Linked DNA regions of Homo sapiens: regions 1, 2, 3 and 5 are each linked to region 4. The links are chromatin loops, found by intact Hi-C in ENCODE. Cell type or tissue: GM12878. All regions are shown on one strand. Region 1 holds the start of LOC124904239 (a long non-coding RNA gene). Region 2 holds the start of DLGAP1 (DLG associated protein 1). Region 3 overlaps DLGAP1 (DLG associated protein 1). Region 4 has its middle 23 kb from the start of LINC01892. Region 5 has its middle 300 kb from the start of DLGAP1.

Region 1 (5,000 bases), 880 kb after region 4:
TAATGCAGCATTAGCCAGGAAAGACCTAGTTATCTGGTCAACCAACAAAATGATCTTTATCTCCATGTTAATAAATGTAAATAATTATTCTACCATTTGGTAATGTCAGGATGGCTATGGCTTTTCGTCCCAAGGGGTTTTGGTTCCAGTGCCAAATGTAGCTCTATAAACTGTGCAGAAGCAAATTTAGGTCACGATCAATACAAGCAATTAAGCCTTTGCAAAAGTGGCTAAGCCTTTGAATTCATTTAATTATGTTAGACCCAATGTAGGAAAAGAAAATGTTTCCTTTTTTCTTAAAGTTTATCCAGAATTTTTTCAAATATTTAACGCTCTTCTTTCTGCAGTACAGATTTGCTTTGCGTAAACTGGCTCTATTAATCTAAAAATAGACTGCTTGTAGAATATTATTAACTTTCCTGCGTGGGCATTATGCACATTCTGTACCATCACTCTCTGCAACAAGATGAGAAAATACCCTCGGGTCTGTCTTTTTACTGGGAAAGCTTTCTGGAAAAATAAAATGAAAAGGCTACTTAGGCCATATTTGATGTGAAGGAAAAGTACAGTATTTTCAGATGTTAGTTTTAGACCAAGAGGGAGAATTAATTTATAGGTATGACTAATGCTCAGTCTTGTTAAAGAAATGATTGTGCATGAAACCCAGGTAAAGATTATCTGACGTCTTCCAAGGAAACCTACATGGCAATTAATTCTTCGTAGCTTCTAGCAGAAAGGTTGGAATCCATGACTCTTCCCTTTCCAGAGGAAAGAGGAAATGGATGACTCAAAGGAGCCACATAATTTAAAAAAGAAAAGGAAAATGTACAAAGGTCAAGAAACAAGGTCAAAAGTTTAAGAAAGTTAAATTATAGTGCAAAAGGTAATTTTGTCAATAAAGTGGCTTGTACCTTCAAATAATTTTTTGATTTTTTGAAATGCCTACTTTTGATAGACATATATAGAGAGAAATAATATACAATGAAATGTTCCCTTTAGTCTGCTTCTTCTCATGTAATCTATGAAATCCTGGTATATCTCTCTTCTTTCTAAATATTTCTTATTTCTTCAGTTAGCCTCTCACATTGTCAGTTAAGTCATTTTATTTTGCACTAGAGTTAAACTCGTCTATTTTTCTTAAATCTCAATTAGGGAAAATGGTTTGCCTGGTAGTCATCAAGCTATGCACAAAAAGGACTGACAGTTTTCAGTATGACTTGTATATTTAATTTTCTTGCATATTCAAAATGCCAAGAATTTGATTTAATGTATTTTCTTCCTAAAAAGCTGTTTTGTTCACATATTTTTTCTTTTGGTTTCTGATGGTCTGTTTTGGTAGCTCATGTTTCTGTAACCATCAGTCATTGGCCTACCTTTGAAATAATAGGGACATGTTTATAATTGCCATTTTAAGGAGCCCAGCTATGATTACCCTTATCTGAAATGTGTTCCTTCCTTGTTCACAATCTCCTGCAAACATTGTTTTCTTCCTCTCTACCCTTATGAAGTGAATTCGGTGTTATCAACTATTGACAGACAACAGCTTCATTAAGGGCAGCACATTATTATTTCACTTGATTCTACCTGTCCATGGTCCAGCATTTCTAAAACCCAACTATCCTTTGTAGGTGCTAGTGTGGTGGCAACATTTAATAACCAGTGTAGGGGAAGAAGAATAATTATTATCTCAACCCTGATAAGTTTTAAGTTGGAATGGACCCCATAGCAAAAGACACTTTAAAAAGAGAAAAACAAACAGAAGTTTATTAATATGTTTATTTAATACACGCATGGAAGATACCTAGGGAATGAGTAATTTTCAAAGAGGTGGCTTGAATTCCAACTTATGTGGGATCTTCTACAAAGAACAGTCAATGCTTAGAGAAGTGACAAGACAAAAAAAATAAAAAATAAAAAGACTTTGTATCTCTAGGGGCCACAAGGTGGGGGAAGGAAAATAACTGGCAGAGAAAGGCTGGTTTGCAAAGCTTGCTAACGTAGTTTCCTCTGGTGCCATCTTCCGGCCCGTAAGGGTGAAAAACTCTCTTCAGTGGTTAACCTTTGTTCTTTCAGAGAGGGGAGGTGAAATAGCTTTTGTCTTTGTAAATTTACATCCCAATTTTAGGCAAATAGAGAGAGGGCAAAGAGCCTTCCTGCTTCTGCTTGTTCTTAATTCCTTCAGCCCAATCAGACTTCTGCCAAAGAGGCACATTTGGGTGTAGCGTATTCTGGTTTCCCATACCTGCTGTCAGAAAAAAGGTTGGTAATATTTGCCAGTTTCTGCAGTGCATGCACTTTTTCCACGGCTAGCTTCAAGCTACCAGCAAGTCTTTCCCGACTCCTGCTTTGGAAAGATGGGTATGGTCTCCCTAGCCAGTCCCCACCATGCCAACTGAAAAATAGGCTGGAGCAGGGGGATCTGCAAATCGCTATCATCTTCTCTTTAATTGAGTGCACTTAGTGCTACAGATTGGAATACATATGTTGCTACTGGTGTTTCTTCTAATGGAAGAAAACAGCTCCCATATTTATTAGTAGTACTGCTATTACTTTCTCAGTAAGGGCTCCCCTAATTTCTTTTTTTGGAGCAAACAAAACATTATCTACCGAAAGCTGTAGATGTGTTTGTTGATGAGTACCATACATAAATACAGCCCATGTGAGAAGTGAGAATGTCAAAATACCAGACACTTTAAAAAAAAAAGAAGAAATCCAAAGACACTTAAAGGAACAATAAAGGAAAGAAATTAAAGGTTGATTGTCGTCCAGATATAGTGGTACTTACTTGAAAATGTGTCCTTGAAAGTCTATTAAAAGATCAGACACAGGAGCTTTCGGTTTTGTTACGAATAAGAGTGTTTTCAACCAAGATAGTAGTGCTTCTCCTTGTTCACAGAGGTATTGACTCCTATCACGGGTAGCTCCTGCTGCATTTTCTCCTTTATACTGCCGCAGTATATATTTCAACCACCTGTGAAATTAAAAAATGTCCCTGTAGCAGTTGGATTCGGTTTGTTAGTCCATGTCTTATCAAAAACTGTTTAAATGTATCTCTGGTGACATTTCAATGATAATTAAAAGCAAGATTCCAAGTTTCAGGAGGGAAGCATATTTTCAGTTACATCTTAACTCATCCAGTGTAACTCTGCCAAGAAATGAGTTCATCACATGAAATAACAGGAGTCTAATTCTTCCCATAATCTTTCATTTTAACATTTCATTTATAAACAACCAAGATGAGAAGATGGATGTGATCAAAGGACTCTATTTTATAAAAGAGATGTGAAAAATCCTAGACGTAAATCACCTTACTAAGTTAGGTCAAATAGTCAAGAAAATGTGAGACACTCTTATCTAACTTGGGCACTAAAAGAATATTATTTTATTTTTGCTCAAACCCATCAGTATCTCTGTCCATTAGTAGAAGTCCTTGGTGCCTGGACCTCTGAGCAGCTTCCTGACTGATCCCTCTGTCTCCAGCCTGGCCTTCTTTCTAGACTTCACTGGACACCCTTGTAGTTGTCATCTTCCACAAGCAGAGCTCTGAACATTTGACTTCCCAGCAAATCTTTACTGAAAGCCAGTTTCTCCATTACTTCCTCCTGGTTAGAAGTGATTTTCCCTACCTCTGAGCATATGATAAAATTTTGTAAACCTTCCCCATCTAAAGAATATTATATGTGTGTGAGAAACGGAACACAAATGATAGAGCAAAGTGGTGAAATGTTAATACTAGGTGAGCCTGGGTGAAAGTTGTATGCATATTCTTTGTACTAGTATTGAAACTTTTTGTATTTAATATTTATTTCAAACTACTTTTTAAAAACCTTCAACATCAGATCCCAGTTTATTAAACTCAATAATAATTCTCCCATCGGTGCCACCTGCTCCAGTTACCCCAGGTGATGATGGTATTGGCTCTAAATTAAGCCTTGCAAGATGTGCAGTTCCTGATAGAGCAACACAAAGGGCAATGTCAAATGTGTGGAATTTTGGGAAAGTGTAATGTCTTTGGGGTGACTGGCCACCTCTCCCATTTTGTTTGGGACTGAGTAAAAGTAGTAAAGTCCCAGACAAACCCAGATGAGTTAGTCACCCTCCTTTGTGGGACTCTGCTGGATGAGTGTAACTGAAGCCAAACACTAGTGTCAGGAGTGCTGGGGAACAATCCAAACAAGAACACCTCTGTTTCATTCTGTGTGAAGTAGGAAACCTGATAAGCCCTTTCAACTACAAAGGGAGAGAGTCGTATTATGAAAAGTGTAAGTTGTGTTCAAAGAAAATTCATCTTTGATGCACGCATGATTGTGAAGAGAGGGAGATCACGAGGGAGATCCATGTTGCTGTGTTATTTGAGGATTTCCATTGCCTGTCAGTAAAGTCCAAATTCCTTAGCTCAGAATAGAAGACTTATTTATAAGGACTACCATGTATCCAGGGCAATATAAATGACTTTCACTCACCCCAAAACAACTGATAAAGTTCATGCCATTATGCCCAATTTGAAAAATACAGACACTGAAGATCAGAGAGGTAAAGTGCCTTCCCCAAGGGACGCAGCCGAGATTTAATGGCTCGATAAGTGTTGAGTGAGGTTACTGGGAGAAGATTTCAAGTTGCCAGAAGTTTTGATTCTAGGATTCATGTACTTAAAATAGAAGAAAGAGCTTTCTTTTCATTTTATTACAAATAAACTTATTGAGACACTAAAGCACATAGGATATGTGTGAGGCTTTAAGAGGCTACAATTTGGGCCTAAATGTGAGAGTCTAGGATAACATACTTCTCATAACCAGCTGTGTGACCTTGAATAAGTTACTCTGTGTCTCAGTTTCCTCATCTCATAGAATGATGATAGTATGTCTTATAATTAATGTAAGACACTTATCACAGTGCGTGGTACTCAATAGGCACTGAATCAATAAGAACAATAATAACAAAAGGCATCATGACTATTTTAATGTTGAAAGGAAATGGTCTTAAGTTAGGAACTTAAATGT
Region 2 (5,000 bases), 600 kb after region 4:
CTAGTATTCAATAGTACAGCAGAGGAACTATATAGTTTAATTTATTGTATATTTCAAAATAGCTAGAAGAGAAGAATTCTAATGTTCCCAATACGAAGAAAAGATAAATGAGGTGAGGGATATCCCAATTACCCTGATTTGATCATTATGCATTGTATATATATACCAAATTATTGTATCTACCTGCAAAATATGTGCAACTGTGATATATCAATTTAAAAATTAGAAAAGAAAATCTATTAATTAAACATATTTACAAATCTGGAAAGGCAAATTTTCCAAATTATGAAGGCTATTATCACATATCAGTATTTTGCCTTTTCAGGGAATCCGATTTGAAGTGTCCCTATAATAATTCTTTTTTTTTTTTTTTTTTGAGAGTCTCGCTCTGTCACCCCGGCTGGAGTGCAGTGGTGTGATCTCGGCTCACTGCAATCTCCACCTCCCGGGTTCAAGTGATTCTTATGTCTCAGCCTCCAGAGTAGCTGGGATTACAGGCGCCCACCACCAACCCAGCTAACTTTTGAATTTTTAGTAGAGATGGGTTTTCACCATGTTGGCCAGGCTGGTCTTGAACTCCTGACCTCAAGTGATCTGCCCATCTCGGCCTCCCAAAGTGCCAGGATTAGAGGTGTGAGCCACTGAGCTGGGCCCCTATAGTAATTCTTGAATTGTCTGAGAATATCTTTTAGATCATTGCTAAAGCGTCGGTGCTCATGATATTACAATGCTGAGAATTTACCTCCATTTAGTGGTTTCAGTAATTGTTATTTTCTTTAATGGAAAATCACTCAGTGAAATTGCAGGAAAGAGGTTATTTATCTGAGTCATATTTTTATGAAAACTGTTTTTCACTTCCTTGCATTTTTAGAAGTGTTGTCTTTAAAAGGATATTCTATTAATATTTATAATTAGACATCACACAAAACAGATGCTAAATCTTATGCTATAACTTCTGGATAAAATTACATAAAGATTATGTACTTTTTGGCATAATATTCCCTCAGGAAGCTGTAGAACAAAGGACATTCTCCATGAAGATGCCATTTCTTTTTTTAATAGAAGGAAATAATAAGGCAGTGATTAACCACGATTATTTTAACTACTGTAACGTTTGCAATTAAGTGGGCAGCGCAGGAGCTCAATAAATACTTAATTGATTTACTTTTTTCTCTCCTTGACCCACATCGCAATTCACCCACTCACGCCGCTATCCCTATTCTAACTTTGAAACCAAGTGGATTCTCTCTGTTTTCAGTTTGTGGAAGCGTGGTGCTCAGCCTGTGTGGAGGGGCCTGGCTTCCAAGTGTACTTGGGGTGGAACCTGGGGACTTTACCGAGGGCACAGGTCAGGAGATGAGATTCGTTTCGCTTTTTGAATTACCTTTTGGCCTGTACCAAGATGAACTGGTGGGATATATAGTGTCATCGAACCCGGGAGAGTTGTTGTGGAGGTGAGGAAACAGCTCTGAGGGATAACGGTTTGAAAGTAGTGGCGCTGGGGACGAACATGGGTCCCTGCGAGTCTGAGACTCTCTATTGCCCCCATCTCCTTGCTGCCGATTACTTCTTCAAAAATTCTCCTAGGGACCCTGAGGAGGGACGGGAGAGGTCAGCAAACCCTCTGTCCACCAACTTGATTTCCTGTGATACAAAGTGTCATGAGTTCTCCTGCTTTCCTCCCTTAAAAAAGACAAGATTAGGAACAACGGCTGGCAAGAGAGGAGGGGAAAGCTTAATTCTCCACAGATGCTGCGCAAGGGAACCAATGGGTCACGCCCACTCACGGGTGGCCGCCTCTCTGTTCCATCCCGGGGATGTTGGGCTTTCCCCTCGGTCCGGGGCGAGCGCACTTCCCACCCGGAGACTGAGCGGGCAGCACTCGCAGGCCAGGAGCGCGTTCCGGGAGGCGCCGGCGCCTCCCCGCGGCCTGGGCGCACGTGCCTGGGCTGGGGCCGGAGCCCGCGGTCGCGCCGCGCCGTAGTAGCTGGGGCGGGTGGGAGCGGCTGGCTCCGGGCCGCGGCCGCCGCCCGCCCGCCGGCTCCGGTGGTTGGGCGGAGGAAGCGCGGGACTCCTCCTCCCCACCGTATTAACATGCACCCAGGGGCGGGTCACCAGCCCAGCCTTGCAGCCCCAGCCCGCCGCGTCCCGGCGCTCAGCCTCCGCTCCAGAGGCGAGCGCTGCGCTTCGGGCGCCGCAATCTCCAGGACACGGCCTCGCGGACACCTTCCGCCTCGGGGAATCGGCAGCATAGGCGGCGCGAACGGCCGCCGCCGCCTCGGCTCCTCTCTCGAGTCCTTCCCGTCACCTCGCTGAGAGCCGGTCCTGGTCGCGGGGACATCTCTCTCCTTCCTCCGAGGCTCGTGGGACCAACGGACGGACGCAGCCAGCGAGGGCCGGACTGCGGGACGCGGCCAGGTAACGCCGGGCTGCGCCGCGGGGCTGGGGCGTGCGCGGCGGCGGCGGTCGCGGCGCGCTGGGTGGCTCCTGGCTGCTGCCTGCCGCGCGGTCGCCGCTTCCCTCGCCCGCGGAGGGGCTGCGGGCTGGGCTCCCCCGGCCGCTGGCTCGAGAGTCCGCGCTCCTTACCCTTTCAGCCGCCCGGGGTGCACTCCCGGGCCCTCCGGGTAACCTGGGATCTCGGGGGCGAGCGCGTCCTCTCCGGCCATGCGGTCCTCGCGGCTCCCCACGGGGACCCAGGCAGGGGAAGGATTTCTAATTGCGACAGGGTCCCGGAAGGGGGAGGGGAGGAGAACACCGGTCCCCTGTCCCGGTCATGTCCACCGGTCAAATTCGCACCCCCACCCCACCCCCGATGCACCTTGCAGGGGAGGAGGGGGCTGCTCCCCGCAGGGCTTTCTCGGCAGGCTCCTGGGTCGTTTGCAAAGCAAGTTGTTGCACTAGCTTTTTGGGTGACATTTTGGCATTGTGGAAAAGGACCAACTCCCCCGTGCGTTTGTAAGAGAAAGCCAAAGAAACAGAGACACAAAGACAGGCACAGAGAGAGAGAGAGAGAGAGAAATGGGGTCCAAGGAGGAGGTCACTGGAGAGTCGCCCCCTGCCCGCGGCCAAGGCCAATTCCCGGAGAATCGCGGGGCGGGCCGGGAGACCCGACATTCAGCGAATTGAATGAGCCGGGCTGGAACCAAGGCCAAACAGGGACCTCTCCTCTGGGCTGGGCGAGATAACACATTGCACTTTCATTGAGGGGCGGCTGCAGCTGGGAGAGGCACCTTCGGAGGGCCCGCGGCGATGAAGACCCTGCTTTCAGGACTTCGGCTGCTGCGCTTTTTGCGGAAGGCGCGCTGTCCCGGCCTCGCTGGGTGGCACCGGGAGGCCGTGGGAAGGGGTGGCCCGTGGCTCGGCTGCCGGCGCCGGAGACACTGAGTGCCTGTGTCCGAGTGCCGCGCTCGCCCCCGGCTGCAGGGCTTGCCTCCAGCCCGACCGTAGCGCTGCGGAATTTTCTGCTAGAGAAGGGGAGGATGTGCGGAGGGCAAGGGGTTAAAGGTAGCCAGGCGGCAAGCAGTGGGACGCTGGGTGGGAGATGTCACGTCTTTTGTGGATCCAGGCGAGACTCTTCACTCCTTACTCCTGACACAGAGACTGACTCCCGGTCGTGGGAGGTGAATGCTCCCTGCCTCCTTCCATAACACGTGAAGTTAGGGAATTACGAGGAAAGACATATAATAAAAGTACCAATTAAAGACAGATCTTTTAGCTTTTGTGGTCTTCGTGAATGGCTTCGTAGAAGGTGAGGATAGATCAGTCTAAGATGTGGTTAGACATGGAGATGAGAAATGCTGAGAACTAGGAAAGCGATTTTAGGTCCTAAGGCAAACATCCTGCAAATTATTTTTTACCCTGAAAGAGCTGTTCTAAAAAGAACAGCCCTTTGACTGTTATTTATAGCACGATTTCAGTTCAGGAAACGACTTTCTATTGGCCTAGGTCATTTTGCATATAAAGCAATACTTTTTATTCCTTGAATAAAACTTGAACGGAAATGACATGGAGGCAAGAAATTTTACAAGATCCTAATTTATTTCATGCCAGAAGAATATAAAGTTTTCTTTAAGTTTTTAAAAGGAAATTCAAGCCTATAAAGAAATAATGAATATGTCTATGCAAAATGTATGATTTTAAAAAGTTTAAGTTATAAACGCTACCCTTGGTTCAGAAAATTCATACTCTGGCATGAAACAAGAAAGTTCATAGAAGTCAGGTGTCAGTAGCCCTGTTCTTAATTTCCTTTAGATTTAGTACTTAAATGTAAAGTTGTTTCAGTTGGTTAGTGCCTTGCAATACCCCTAGTCGCAGATATAAAATTCTGTGAATTTTTAAAAAACTAATTTACTTAAGAGAAAATGTTAGTTACCTTGTGTGAGTAAAGAAGAATGTACTTGCATACATAGATTTTTTTAAATTTATAGCTATCTATTTCTCTATATTTCATTCTAAGATTAGTCTGCAAATACAATACTTTATCTCAAACATTACAGGCAATATAAATATGGGCAAAAGGAACTGGTTAACATTCTTTTAAATATGTCAAAATAATTTTCTGACAAGGCTTCTTAAATCTCACACAAGCAATTGTGCTTTGGGGAAATAATGAGTATATGAGTTTTCCCTAGGAGGGAATTTTCATGGTTTAGCATCTTTAATTTCTCCATCAACATAAGCTTTGTTCTGCCAGGACTAAAAACCCAGTAAAAGCATATTAGCGATTAGTGAAAGCAAATGGAGACAAGACCTTCCTTCCAAAATATTATGTAGCGCATATAGAGAAATAGCCTAAAACTAATTGTAGTGTTCTACTTTTTAAATCCTTCTAAGCTTAAGTGTCCTATTCAACCCAATTTGGGAATAGAAACTGCATGCACTTTGAGTTAACTCTATTAAATATGTGTGCCTTTGTTCCATATAGCCATTTAGATTGATTTTTTTTAAATATAAAATTAAAACTTGGAAGAGGGGGACTTGTTTTACAAAGTACTCATTTT
Region 3 (5,000 bases), 820 kb after region 4:
CATTTCAGTAAAGGACTATTTGGTTAATTGACAATTCCTAACACAACAAGTAAATTACAAGACAAAGGAAATGTCTCTTTGGAGGACTAACTTGACATGCTTGAAAGACTAAGAAGATGAAAAAAGAGGTTTAAATAAACAAACAGGGCATGGAAAAGGAGGATAAAAGATATGGGGAGGAAATTATATTAAGTAGGTCCTAATGGATTCAATGTGGATTTGCAGACTCATATCCAGATTGAAAAATACTCTTGAAGTTGGACCAACTTGGACAATCTGCACTGAGAAAAGTAGTAATCTCTCTTTGTAAACCTTCCAAATAAATATTATTTTAGATTCTGTTTCTGAAAATATCCATCAACACACAGGCAACTAAGGAGGCCTGTATAGTTTGATTTTAAATCGAAGACACTTTGTTTAGCATCTCATTTGAGGAAACGGGTGTTGAGATGCTACAATTTAGTTGTGGCTCCAGAGCCACTTACCCTGAATATCACATGAATGTGGGCTAATTTTTATAATGTGAGACTATTTTTTAAAGCAGTATTTGGTACCACTTCCATACGAAAAAAAGAAGAAATCAATTTTTATAGTTTTCTTTTTATTTAGGGACCTTCTGAGTACATAACTAAAAAACTGCAGACTAAAAGCTGATCATTCTCAGCAGGTAAAATTGCTTATTCAATACTTTAATGACCCAAAACTTCTAAACAAAAGATTTTCTTCTTTCTTCAGTTCCTTTGTTTAAAAAACCTAGAATTCATCAAATAAATGATGAAAAAAACTAATTTTTTTTAAATGATGTCAATTATCCCTTTAGGATTTAGGAGATAGATCAAAACACAGTCCTTCACACATCTCATGCTTGATGACATTGTAAAGCTGAAGATTTGAAAAGTGCAAATGTGATAGATTCTCTCAGTTGCTATTTTGGTAACTTCTCCTTGGCAACCATAAGATATGAATTAAATCTTGCAATCAGAGCTGCTGTACGGTATAGACTGTGATACCAACAGCACTCTCTGAAGTTGTGCACTGCACAACACTCCCAGCATCACATAGTGGCCCACTTTGACTATTGCCTACTCAGTGATAAAGTCTACCACAGATGATCTGAGTTATAGTTCTCAAATTTTGATGTTCATGCAAATTATGTGAAAAGTTTTTATTGATGATTTTTCCTGTATTCTACTTCTTCAGACATTATAATTCAATAATTTGGGGTGGAGAGGGGCATTTTTCAAATTCACCTTATTGAAAAGTAATTCCAAGTAATTTGGATGCAGGTGGTCCACAGATTACTCTTGGAGAGATCTTTGCCTAAAGGGCACCCATTTCTAATAATATGAAAGCAGCTCCTATTGCCAGCTCATTTGCTTTCAGTAACCTGAAAGGGTAGTTACATATTTTGATTAGAATTAATAGTGCTGCTATACATATATAATCCCTCATTATCTTGTATCATCATGTTCATATTTACTGAATAAAACTTCTCAGCAAGTAGTTACTGAGTAAGTTTTTTGAAGGAAGGATACCAAAAATCGAGAGTGAAAAAGAGGTATTATTTCTCAAAACTTCTACGGTGTATTTACATAGTTAAAAAATTTCAACACTGAGACGTCTTTTCTGCTTCTATTTAATTAAAGGAGAACACAATTCATCAAAATGTTGTCAAGAAGTTGTCAAATTGACTTAAATTAAAAAGCTAGCTTTATGCTTTCTGATGATCTAAGTAACTTCAGATATCAGGCTTTTTTATTCTATGTATCAGGGATATAAACCTGACCTTGGGTTTTCAGTAGAAAATAGTTTGGAATGTCTATTTAGATTGGGGTCATAATTCACAGAAGTTCTTCTAAGAACGTTTACAGATACCATCTCATTTAACTCACAATATTTTGAAGAAAATAGCATTATCTTTTATAATTGATGAAACAGAGAGGAAGCCTACCTTGTACAAATAGAAATACAAATTGAGCATCCCAAATCCAAAAATCTGACATCTAAAATGCTCCAAAATCCAAAACATTTTGGGCACCAACAGGATGCTTAAAAGAAATGCTTACTGGAGCATTATGGATTTCAGATTTTTGAATTTGGGATGCTCAACCAGGATGCTATACCTGAAATACTTTAAATGGCATATGGCATCTACAGATTTTTCTTCAGGTAAGAGATTTAACGGAATGTTTCACTTGGCATGTATGATAATATTGCATCATAATATTTTTATTATAGCTTTACAACTCATAACTCATTTGGCAGTAGTCATGATCAGTGATATGAAATAATTACAAAGTGATTCATGTTAACATAACTTAGTTTAAGTTCAATAATTCCCGCTGTCACTGGAGCCATTTGTACATATTGAATTTAATCTACTCATAACTCAGGCAAAAATTGCTTCCTTTTTTTTTTTCTTTATAAATGGAGTCTTTTAGGGCCTCTTGCTGAAAAAAGAAACTAACTCTGGATAACATAAGCAAGCAAGAATGTATTAGAAGGATCTTGAGGAAACTAACAAATTTGAAGAGAGGGCCGCAGAGTCAGTCTCAGAAAAGGCAGGAACCTGGACTTTCCAGAGCTGTGGGTGGCAGGAACAGTGTGGCTGAACCACTCAACCCCCGTCCTTCCCCAGAATCAAGGCATTAACCCTGACCGTTTTTTCTGTCTTTCATTTCTCCACTCAGTTGAAAATCCTAACAAAAGGAGGCTTCAGGGTCTCCGTTAGCTTCTAGGACTTATCATCATACCAAGACTGCGCCCACTGGAGGAAGGGAAATTCCCCAAAAAGAACTAGGTATACTGCTGAGAAAGGGAATGAATATTACTAGCAAACAACAACAAGTATAAATTTAGAGTTTCCAGTGCAGGATCTACAGGTGTATCCTGTCCTTCAGATCACAAATAGGCAAGGACCGAAGCTTCAGATAGCGTGGTAATTAATTGGCGAGTTCAGGATTAGTAACAGAAAGGCACACACAGTCATTTCCCGACTTCCCTCTGTCCTAACACTGAGCTACTCGATAGCTTCAGACAGTGAACTCTGAGAAGAGTGGAGAAAGCACAGTCTTGACTAAACCCCTAATGTTCTATGTCAGGGTGAATATGCCTGAACCAGAAGGAGCAGGGGAGACGTGACTCATTTATTTAGTTTTCAAGGGTAGGAGAACTGTTTATATGTTTTTCCCATGCTAAATTGTGCCACGAAGCACATCTCTTTAACTGCTCAATAAATGTTTGCTAAATTAAAATGAAGGAATAAGAATAGAAGACCTATATGCAAACAATTGGTTATTCAATATTCTGGCGACTGGTAGAGACATGGCCTTACATGTTTGTAAATCAGCTAGAAAAGACAATTGCGCAGTTATTATTTTATTTTATCTAGTAGAAGCCACCTCGCTTAAGATAAATATCAGTGAAAGTAGCTCAACATGGGGAATAAACAACATTGCATTAAAGCATTAAGATAACTCATTTAAGGGAGGGAAAAAAATATTTATAAAACTTAAAGAGTCTAAGCTATAAAGTGCAGCTTGTAAATTAGGGTGTCACTTTTGACTGATGTTTGAAGATATTGGTTCAGTATAAGGCAGTGGCACATAAGTGAACAAATTCCTAAGCGTTGTGAGGAAGAGGTGTAAAAGCACAAGGAAAATGATTGCAATCTCCTTCTACCACACCGTGCTTCAGTGGCACATTTACTAGGTGCAGTTTGCACACTATCCTTCCAAGAGACATAATGGACTTGATGAAGACCCAGCGAAAGGAATGTTAAATGACTAAAGGAATTATGGCACTTCTACTGATAATCATTACAATTATGTCCAACACTGCTTTAGTCCTTACTGTATGTAATCCATGTGGGAGTTCATTTTCATGTACTTACTGATTGAAACCTCACAAAATCCTATGAGGCAGGTAATATTATTTTATCCTCATTTTACAGATAAAGTTAACAAGGATCAGAGGCTTTAAATGGCTTGCCCAAGTCAGAAAACTAAGTGGCTGAGGCAAGATTTGAACCCAGGCAATCTGGTCCTAAAGTTCCTGCTACATGAAGATAGAGAAAAAACATTGAGGCCAGGCATGGTGGCTCATGCCTGTAATCCCAGCACTTTGGAAGGCTAAGGCAGGCGGATCACCTGAGGTCAGGCATTAGAGACCAGCCTGGCCAACTTGGCCAAACCCCGTCTCTACTAAAAATACAAAAATTAGCCAGGCATGGTGGCGCATGCCTGCAATCCCAGCTACTAGGGAGGCTGAGGCAGGAGAATTGCTTGAACCCGGGAGGCGGAGGTTGCAGTGAGCCAAGATCATGCCACTGCACTCCAGCATGGGCAACAGAGTGAGACTCCGTCTCAAAAAAAAAAAAAAAAAAAAAAAAGACATTGAAATTGAAATTTATAAAACTGTAAACCATGTTGACAGACATAACTTGGGTTTATCTTTTATTTCTCAAAACACTGAAAATGGGTTGTATTTTCAATCAAATAAGAGAAAGTGTTCATTTAAGCAGTGCTGGCAAAAACAAATGAACAAAGAAATTTTTATGTAACACATTATTCCAAATGGTGCTAGGAATTAAAAAAACAGCAGGTTCAAACAAAGCTTAGATAATTTCATGGATTATAGCTTGATTTGCAGAGTAACTGCTATTTTACAGGCCAACATGAGCAATTCCCAAGTGGTTCATATGATGTTACTCTCACGATGTCTCCTCTGGCCCCCAGTTACCCCTCACATTTGAGGGGAGGGAGTGCAGCAAGCTCAGTGCTTCCCCAGTTTTCTCCATTGAATATATGCACTTTTTGAATTTTTAAAATCAAACAATTTTTCTAAAATTCAACTTAATAAGTGGTTAATGGGTGTCCACTATGTGGTGGGCCCGTGAGGGTACAAAATGAATGTGTCATTCTTCTAATTTGAAGGAGTGCTTCACCAAGGGACAGAAGAATATGTGCTTCCAATAAGCTGGAAAACAGGTTTGAGTAGGG
Region 4 (5,000 bases):
ACACACACATATATCCATATATCAAATTAACCATATGCAAGCTACATATGCGTATTTGCAGAACTAGGTAGAAAATGTATATTCTTTTCACTCAAGAGGAAGATATGTTTTCTGATAATATCACATATTGGGTTTACTATTCAGGGAGCTATTTTAGAAATAAATTTTATGAAAGTCAACACCCCTTTTAAGCCCTTTATACAAAGAGCAAATCACGCAAAAGATAAAAACTGTTGTGCTTATGTAATCAATTGAAAATAGCAAGAAATGAAAAGAGGTGATTGGCAAAACAAAATGCTTTTGCAATCTTGGCTTGATTAAGCCAGAGTATCATTACTAATGTTGAATGGTAATTTACCCAGTGTTAGCACAAAACGAGGTTAGGAGTTTATTTCTGAATTTTAAGCATACAGAAAGAACATTTGATTTCATTTTTGCTGCAAACTAGCAAAACTGAGATGATTTTGCTGGTTTAAAGCACCTTCTACTTCTATTGTGCATCACAGTGAGTGGTCAGTGGGTGTATCAGCCAGGGTCCTTGAATCCAATCCAGCAGGCCACCTGCTTTTGTAAATAAAGTTTTATTGGAACATGGCCACACTCATTCATTTACGTATTGTCTGTGGCTGGTTTTTTTTTTTTTTTTTTTTTTTTTTTTTGGTACAACGGCAGTTGAGTAATTGTAGCAGAGACCATATGGCAGGCAAAACCTAAAATAGTTACTCCCTGGCCCTCTACAGAAAACATTCGCTGACCCTGTTCCAGAAGGAAACAGAAGGCACACTCCAGAGGGTTTAATAAAAATTATTCAGTGACGGAACTATTTACAGAGGTGTGGACGGGTTTACGGGAACCGTGAAAGACTGGGGTACACTGGGACTAACGATAGCAGGGAGCAATTTCCTCTTCCAGGCCTTCCAGGCTGGGAGGAAGCTGTGTACCGGAACTGGGCAGAGCTGCAGGCATGAAAGAAGGGCCTGGGAGGGAAGAGAAGAATATACAACCCAGCCTCTTGTCTTAGGCGGCTCGGGCTGCTGCAATAAAAAACCCCAGACTGGGTGACTTCAACAACAGAAATTTATTTGTTCACATTTCCGGAGGCTGGAAGTCCAAAATCAAGGTCCAGCAGGGCTCAGCCTCTGGGGAGCTTTCTCTTCCAGGCTTGCAGATAGTTGCTTTGTCCTTACATGACCTCTCCTCTGAGCTGTGTGTGGTGAGGCAGGGAAGGAGGGAGGGAGAGAGTGAGGGAGAAAGAGAAAGAGGGAGAAGGAGAGAGACAGATCTCTTCCTCTTCTCCTAAAGCCACCAATCTCGTAGCATTAGGAACCCGCCCTTATAACCTCATTTAACCTAAGTTACTTCCTGACTCCAAATACAGCCATACAAGGGGTGAGAGCTTCAAGATAGGAGTTTTGAGGGGACACGTGTTTAGTCCATATCACCTCTTTACCTCTCATCTCCTGACGGTGTCTCCCCCTCTCATGGCCCAACCCGACAGGAAGCCAGAGGGTGGGGAGCCGAGATGATGCTGTCTACGTAGAGCAGCCTCTGACCACAGAGTGGGGAAGAGAAAGCTGTACTATAGATGGGAGGTGGGGAAGGGCAGGGAGGCAAACAGAGAGCAATCAAGACAAGGGAGAAGTGTAGAAAATGTAGCTGAAGAGAAAAAAAGTTGCTTATAGAACTGTCCATGAGGAAAATGAGAATATGCCTTGTTTTAAAACCTCAAAGGACTGATTCACACTCTTATTTAGTGGAAATACATCAAGAGACTGCAAGCTTAACTTTCTCACAAACACATACATCTAAAAATAGCCTTTTGGAATCTAATTTATTGGTAAGCAAAGGATTGCAGCATTTGACTTACAATTAAGGTGTCACCTCCAAGTTAATCATAGGTCCATGGTTTGAATAGCTTAGATTCTCAACTTTCCAGAACATTTAGTAAGCGCTTGTGAAAAAGCTAAGAGCTCTGAAGGATAGAGGGGTTTATAGAAGATGTGAGACTGGTACCCTAATGCCTTCGTCAGGATCAGTATGGAGCAGACCCTCAGGACTGCAGAAGCAAGATCAATTCCTTTTGACAGGAATGACCAGTCAAAGACATGATGCAAAAGGCAGCATTTAAGGTACTCTTTAAAAAAATTTTATTATTATTATACTTTAAGTTTTAGGGTACATGTGCACAACGTGCAGGTTTGTTACATATGTATACATGTGCCATGCTGGTGTGCTGCACCCATTAACTCGTCATTTAGCATTAGGTATTTCTCCTAATGCTATCCCTCCCCCCTCCCCCCACCCCACAACAGTCCCCGGTGTGTGATGTTCCCCTTCCTGTGTCCGTGTGTTCTCAGTGTTCAATTCCCACCTAAGAGTGAGAACATGGACTTTTGTTTTTAACTAAGGGAACAAAGTCCTTTGATCCTTAAGGGGGTTTTGAGCCCAGCCTCGGTGTAGTTACCATTTATATCCACAAGATGGCAGGCACGACCCGGGAAGAGCCTGCAGTAGCCACCTCTGGATTTCAAGGTCTCCAGGCTCAGCCAGCTGGTGAGGTCTCTTGAGTCTCAAGAGAGGTTAGTGGGCAATGGCTTAGAAGCTGGGATTCAATTAGTAGCTTTTCCTATGTGGGAAAAAGCATCAGATCAGAGGACAATAAAGTAGCTAGGAGAAGTCATGAGGACCTGAGAAAGGAGGTAAGCAAATTAAAGCAAAATCAAGCAAAATCTGGATAGAGGAAGTAGGGTCATTTTAATAAAGAGTTGTTGCATGGCGAAAAAATCACAGGGACAGGCGGAAGGTCGGAGGAGCCAGAACGCCGGGTTGGAAAGTGAAAGGCTAAGAGATAAACCAGGCAGCAGAATGGAGGAAGTAGGGAAGAGGAGAGGGGCGTGTCAGGACAGCCAGAAGAGGTCTGAGCTTACAGTGCTATTCCTGCCCTCCTGTCCACATCCCTTGGTATGTCAAGGAGGGTTGACTGCTAGGATGGATTCTGACTTATTGGATCTTGGAGGAGGAGCAGGAAATAGAAGGCACAGAATAAGCCAAATCCACAGCCAATTCAGAGAATGGCAAACACTTCATTTTTAAAAAATTTAGATTCAAGAGCCACATGCACAGGTTTGTACTATACTGCATAATGCTGGGATTTGGACTTCTACAGAACCCATCACGCAAACAGTGAACATAGTGCCCAGTAAGTAGTTTTTCATCGCTTTCCCCTCTCTCTCTGTCCCCATTTTTGGAGTCCCCAGTGTCTATTTTTTCCATGTTTATGTTCATGTGTATCCATTGTTTAGCTCCCACTTATAAGTGAGAACATGTGATATTTGATTTTCTGTTTCTGTGTTAATTCACTTAGGATAATGCCTCAAGCTGCATCCATGTTGCTACAAAGGACATGATTTTCTTCTTTTTATGGCCGTATAGTATTCCATGGTGTATATGGAATTTTCTTTATTCAACGCACCATTGATGGGCACTTAGGTTGATTCCATGACTTTTTTTTGTGAATAGTGCTGTCATAAACGTAAGAGTGCAGATGTCTTTTTGACAGAACTGTTTATTTTCCTTTAGTAGATACCCAGTAGTGAGATTCCTGGGTTGAACGGTAGTTCTAGTTTTGGTTCTTTGAGAAATCTCCATACTGTTTTGCCTAGAGGTTGTACTAATTTACATTCCCACCAACAGTGTGTAAGAGTTCCCTCTACCACTGTTTTTCTCTGATGCACAGATATAACTATCTCACTCCAAATGTTTTACTTTTTTTTATTTTTAAGATCCAAGGTCTTGCTCTGTCATTCAGGGTGGAATGCAGTGTGAAATTATAGCTCACTACACTGCCACATCGATCTCCTGGGCTTAAGTGATCTTCTTGCCTCAGCCTCTTGAGTCGCTGGGACTATAGGCATACACTACTGTGACCAGCTATTTTAAAAATAATTTTTAAAAAAAAATTTAAAAAATAATTTTAAACTATGTTGCCCAAGTCGGTCTTCAACTCCTGGCCTCAAGTGATTTTCCTGCTTTAGCTTCTGAAAGTGCTGGGATTTCAGGTATGAGCCATCATGCCCAGCCCCAAACATTTTATTTTGTAATCAACCTCCAGTTATGTATACATGGCCTTGGCTTACTTCAGGATTTCAATGTAGTTTAGAGGTGTTTGCATTCATTAGAATCCCCCAGACATCTTAGATACCTACTTACCCCCAGTACAAATGGAGCCCTGCTTCAACCCAGAGTGTGAACCACCCTGCCAGTCCTCTTCTGACCACTTTAAAGAATGTGCTAAAACAAATGCACTGGGCAGTGTCAAAGAAACACAATTGGACATTAGTTAAATTGATGAAAAAAGATTGTGTTCAGTAACTACTGACAGCATTAGTTTGTTTCCTAATCAGAAGTACACTCATGTTTCTCTATTAAATGATTACCAGTGTTGATAAGGGGTGAGTTAGGCTAGTCACAGTCATTTCTAAAGTTATAAAAAGCCATGGGGATATAGTTTTAGAAGTACATCTAGAATCTGTATGACATTAAATCTCTAAGGAATCTTTGAAGTACTCTAGTATAGTCTAGTTCTGTCTGAATAGCGTTGGCTTCCCCAAGAGCACTTATCTATTAGGGGTGAGTGGGATTGGTGGAAGTCTGGTTTTGATAGCCATCTTGACACAATACACATGGTCCATAAAGAGCACTGTTCTTTGGAAATGAACATACGGAAAAACACAGGTGTTCTGACATGTTGGCCAGGGTGATTTGCCACTTCATCATACTGTGGGTAGGAGTTTGAAATATCCACTGCTGAACATTTTGAGGTTTTAAAATTAGGATGGAAACCAAGTTTTCTATCAGTGGAATATCTGTATTCTTCCAGAAATTGAGCTTCATATTCTTGCTTCCAAGTCTCTGCTCCATCCTTTTTATCACCACTGCTTCTCTTTGAGGTTTTCTTTTTGGCTCTTAAGACATCTCTCACACTCTTGCCACACTGTTAG
Region 5 (5,000 bases), 300 kb after region 4:
ATGCTCCCCACAGCAGAGCTGAGCAGCAGGCACTTTTCCCATGCCACCAACAATGACTGTAATTGGTTCCTGATGAATGGTTAGCACATACTGAGCATTTGCTATATGCCAGGCACTGTGCTAACAGCTTTTGAATGCATCTCTCCTTTTAATCCTCACAACATGTGTAATGATCAACCCTGTTTTTCAAAATTGAACTGAGGCTTAGAAAGGTTAAGTAATTTGCCAAAGGTCATGAGGAGTTGGTCCTCTTACAATAATCCTATGCAACTTTCCATTAAAACAATTTTGTATGTATTGATCAACCACATATTCTGTTTCTGAAGGTCCACCAAATTTTTGGACTATAATAGTGAGCCATGCAGCCTGGGCCCTCCCATCACAGACTTTAAATCTAATAAGGGAAATAGATCTGCAAATACACAATTTTAATATGGTTGGGTACTGCATCGGAAGGCCCTCAGGATGTCATGCATGAAAGGGCTCCAGGAGGATATGATATCAAACTGTGACTGAAGGGTGGATAGCATTCAGCCTGGTGAGAAAAGGTGAGCATAAGAGAGTACTAAGCAAAGGACACAGTATACACAAATGCTTACAGACCAAAGAAAGCATAGCGCCTTCAAGGTATTTTGTGATAATGGACATCCTTGCATGCTGTTAGTAATTTCAAACTTTGACCTATATGGGCATGCATAGAACCTGAGTAATGAGCAAAAACGAAAGAACCTCATATTCTCAAAAAGAATGTATGAAATAGCATAAACATTGCCATGTGAAGGAGAACTTGACAAAAAAAAAAAAAACCATGGAATTGAATTGCATTATATTAATTCAATTAACTTCTGTTTTGTTTTTTGAGAGTCTCCCTCTGTCACCCAGGCTGGAGTGCAGTGGTGCAGTCATAGCTCACCGTAACCTCGACCACCTGGGCTCAAGCTATTCTCCTGCCTCAGCCTCCCAAGCAGCTGAAACTGTAAGTGCATGCCACCGCACCCAGGTAATTTTTTATTTTTTATTTTTTGGTAAAGACAGGTTCTTACTATGTTGCCCAGGTTGATCTGTAGCTCCGGGCCTCCAGTGATCCCTCCTGGCCTCTCAAAGTGCTGGGATTACAGGCATGAGCCACTGCCCTAGCCCTAATTCACTTAAGAAGTTTTAAACCTGTCCTATTTGATTATTATGATGAATTTCCTGGTTGAAATTGCTCCCCTCCAACTGACTGCACATTATGCCCCATGCTGACATCTCTAAAGTAACACACAGGTTATTTGACTCTGATCCTCAGAGAATCAAACTTTGTATCTTGATCTTCAACATCCTTTAGAAGAAAGGAATTTCCAGTTAAAGTGACATAAAGAGGTTGGTGATTCTTCCGATAGAACTGTCAAAACTGTCAAAAACAACCATTTTCTGGCACTAGAAATTGACCAGGGCAGAAAAGTTGAAGCATTTGTTCTTGAAAAACTGATAGACCTCCAGGAAAGGACAGATGACCTTGCCTAGGGAGCCCTTCTCACCTCCTAGTCCTTAAGGTGGAAAGGGAAGGTTTTCAAGATGATATTGAGCACAAAGTCAGCAGCTTTGCTGCCAGGAGGGGTGCTCTCCTTGGATCTGGAGGCAAAAATCTGAATTTGGGGGATAAAGGTGACAGATTTTTATCTAAATGGGAAATAATCCAATCACATATTTTGTGTGATAAAGAAAATATAGTATAGACATACAATATAATACCACTAAGTATATAAAGGAACGAACTACTGATACAAGCTGCAACATAGGAAAACCTGAAAAATGCCATGCCAAATGAAAGAAGCCACTCACAAACCACATATGTTATGTGAATCTATGTAAAATATCGAGAAAGGGCAACACTGTAGAGACAGAAACTGATTAGTTGTTTGCCTGGGGTGGGGGTCAAGGACTGACTGCAAAAAAAGACCTTAGGAAATATTTTGGGGTAGATAGAACTGTTCTAAAACTGGATTATGGGAATATTTGCACAGCTGTATACATCTGCTAAAACTCACCAAACTTTATACTTAAAGTATTAATTGTACAAGTTATACTTTAAGTATAAAGTGTACTTTTAACTCGATAAAGCAAAAGTTGGTGCATTTTATAGTATGCAAGTTATACCTCAATAATGGTGTTAAAAATTCTCCAAAATCTTGCTTCATGTACACATCCAGACAACTTCCTGAGACCATCCACCCTCCCTGCCAGGCAGAGACTTTGTCCAAGCTGACCTCCCTGCTGTGTCTCCTCTTCTTCTCCGGCAGCCACAGCACACTCATCCTGTAAGCAGGTGGTACAGCCAGCATGCTGCCCTGCTCTGCTGAGCTGAGCATGGGTAAGACTTACTAAAATGATAACTTCCACTTTTACTGCAAGAAGCCCTGTGTTTGCTGTAGCGGGCTGAAAAGATGCTGTCATTTTTCACATTTCCTCTTTCATGAAAACTTCAGAGAACACGGCCCAAGTCCCATTCTCTTCACTAAGCCTTCCCTGGCTATTCTAGTTCACAGTGATTTACAGCGAAATAAGGAGTCATTCTCTAATCATTTTATTCAACATCCTTTCAACAATTTTATTGAAAGCCTAGTATGTGCTGAATACTATTAAGGAGCTAGAGAAAAAGTTCCTACCTCCATGGAATCTATATTCTAGCAATTTATGGTACTGATTGTATATGGTACTATATCCATGAAATTCTGTCTGTGCTACTTTTGTTTCCATTGTTATAGTGTAATTTGTTATTTGAGAATGGAGGCTCTCTTACATCTTTTTCCATTATCACTAACACTGTCTTTAATGCAGTGTAAACCAAATGGTAAGTGTTTAAGGAATATTTGTATATGACTTATTCAGAGATTAAGTAATAATAATCTGCACCAAATTCTGAGAACTAACTGTATGCTATGTACTGATCTGCTTTATTTACGTGATACCATTTATGATTCCTGTAATATTTGAGATTTGTATTATTTCAATTTACTGATGAAAAAATTAAAATGGAAAGAAATCAAGCAACTTTCCTGAAGTCACATAGGTAGTAGATGATGGAAATATGGCTCAATTTTAAGAGTGTCTCATTCCAAAACTTTGCTTTTAGCCATATGCTATCTCCATGGCACATTTTAATTTATCTTTTTTGTAGTTATATAAACATCTTTATTTAAAGCCATCAACATACTACATGGTGTTTCAGTTTTGAAGTGGTAAGCATTTAACAGCCAAATATATGTATTGAAATTAACTGTTTGGAGACAATACTCCATGGATCTCTCACGATTTTGCATGTCTTAAGAGAACATGTACTTTGATCTAGGCTAACTTTCCAAGGATTATTACATAGCAAACAGCCTTGAAAAACAGAATTGTCCCTCTCTGGAGCAGATGGAAGATGTTTTCACTGTCTAGCTACAGGGGTGTCCAATCTTTTGGCTTCCCTGGGCTACATTGGAAAAAGAATTGTCTTGGGCCACACATAAAACACACTAACATTAAATGTTAGACCTAAAACCATAAAAACCCTAGAAGAAAACCTAGGCAATACCATTCAGGACATAGGCATGGGCAAGGACTTCATGTCTAAAACACCAAAAGCAATGGCAACAAAAGCCAAAATTGACAAATGGGATCTAATTAAACTAAAGAGCTTCGGCACAGCAAAAGAAACTACCATCAGAGTGAACAGGCAACCTACAAAATGGGAGAAAATTTTTGCAACCTACTCATCTGACAAAGGGCTAATATCCAGAATCTACAATGAACTCAAACAAATTTACAAGAAAAAAACAAACAACCCCATCAAAAAGTGGGCGAAGGACATGAACAGACACTTCTCAAAAGAAGACATTTATGCAGCCAAAAAACACATGAAAAAATGCTCATCATCACTGGCCATCAGAGAAATGCAAATCAAAACCACAATGAGTTACCATCTCACACCAGTCAGAATGGCGATCATTAAAAAGTCAGGAAACAACAGGTGCTGGAGAGGATGTGGAGAAATAGGAACAATTTCACACTGTTGGTAGGACTGTAAACTAGTTCAACCATGTGGAAGTCAGTGTGGCGATTCCTCAGGAATCTAGAACTAGAAATACCATTTGACCCAGCCATCCCATTACTGGGTATATACCCAAAGGATTATAAATCATGCTGCTGTAAAGACACATGCACATGTATGTTTACTGTGGCACTATTCACAATAGCAAAGACTTGGAACCAACCCAAATGTCCAACAATGATAGACTGGATTAAGAAAATGTGGCACATATACACCATGGAATACTACGCAGCCATAAAAAATGATGAGTTCATGTCCTTTGTAGGGACATGGATGAAGCTGGAAACCATCACTCTCAGCAAACTATCCCAAGGAGAAAAAACCAAACACCACATGTTCTCACTCACAGGTGGGAGCTGAACAATGAGAACACATGGACACAGGAAGGGGAACATCACACAATCACACACCAGGGCCTGTTGTGGGGTGGGGGGAGGGGGAAGGGATAGTATCAGGAGATATATCTAATGTTAAATGACGAGTTAATGGGTGCAGCACACCAACATGGCACATATATACATATGTAACAAACCTGCACGTTGTGTACATGTACCCTAAAACTTAAAGTATTAAAAAAAAAACTAACATTAATGATAGCTGATGAGCTAAAAAAAAAATCACAATAAATCTCATAGTGTTTTAAGAAAGTTAATGAATTTGTATTGAGACAGATTCAAAGCCGTCCTGGGCCACATGTGGCCTGTGGGCTGCAGGTTTGACAAACTTAGTCTAGTATAATAAAAGTAATGCCATTTTCCAGGACAAAAATGTCTGTCAGTGAGAGGTGAAGCCGGCTGGGCTTCTGAGTCGGGTGGGGACTTGGAGAACTTCTCTGTCTAGCTAAAGGATTGTAAACACACCAATCAGTGCTCTGTGTCCAGCTAAAGGTTTGTAAAGGCACCAATGAGCACTCTAAAAATGGACC

Evidence for each region. A loop is a pair of places that touch in the nucleus more often than their neighbours do. Peaks named below come from ENCODE experiments on the same cell type or tissue, not always from the same donor. Only the 100,000 strongest peaks of a DNase experiment are listed, where the experiment ranks them.
Region 1: a loop joins it to region 4, with 6 times the contacts of the local background. A loop is called at or near these places in 5 of 110 quality-filtered maps.
Region 2: it touches region 4 in a loop (8-fold over the local background); 4 of 110 quality-filtered maps call a loop at or near these places.
Region 3: it touches region 4 in a loop (4-fold over the local background); 2 of 110 quality-filtered maps call a loop at or near these places.
Region 5: it touches region 4 in a loop (3-fold over the local background); 2 of 110 quality-filtered maps call a loop at or near these places.

What each region holds. Positions count from the first base shown.
Region 1 is chr18:4,179,402-4,184,401 of GRCh38, reverse strand. All of the region lies in intron 1 of DLGAP1 (DLG associated protein 1), which reads left to right. It overlaps LOC124904239 (a long non-coding RNA gene), which reads right to left and starts at 3,242. Exons shown (of 2, transcript XR_007066271.1): 1 at 2,786-3,242; 2 at 1-2,245. RefSeq lists an enhancer at 1,879-2,173. In GM12878, a CTCF peak has its summit at 2,013 (motif pointing left); no DNase peak of the experiment used is centred here.
Region 2 is chr18:4,452,424-4,457,423 of GRCh38, reverse strand. It overlaps DLGAP1 (DLG associated protein 1), which reads left to right and starts at 2,117. Exons shown (of 13, transcript NM_004746.4): 1 at 2,117-2,418. RefSeq lists a silencer at 1,968-2,097. In GM12878, a CTCF peak has its summit at 1,918; no DNase peak of the experiment used is centred here.
Region 3 is chr18:4,235,110-4,240,109 of GRCh38, reverse strand. All of the region lies in intron 1 of DLGAP1 (DLG associated protein 1), which reads left to right. Among named protein-coding and RNA genes, the nearest start is that of DLGAP1-AS5, 27 kb to the left of the region's middle. In GM12878, no CTCF peak of the experiment used is centred here; a DNase peak (open chromatin) is centred at 2,980.
Region 4 is chr18:5,055,415-5,060,414 of GRCh38, reverse strand. No RefSeq gene overlaps it. Among named protein-coding and RNA genes, the nearest start is that of LINC01892, 23 kb to the left of the region's middle. In GM12878, a CTCF peak has its summit at 2,484 (motif pointing right); DNase peaks (open chromatin) are centred at 1,539 and 2,583.
Region 5 is chr18:4,753,414-4,758,413 of GRCh38, reverse strand. No RefSeq gene overlaps it. Among named protein-coding and RNA genes, the nearest start is that of DLGAP1, 300 kb to the right of the region's middle. In GM12878, no CTCF peak of the experiment used is centred here; a DNase peak (open chromatin) is centred at 2,393.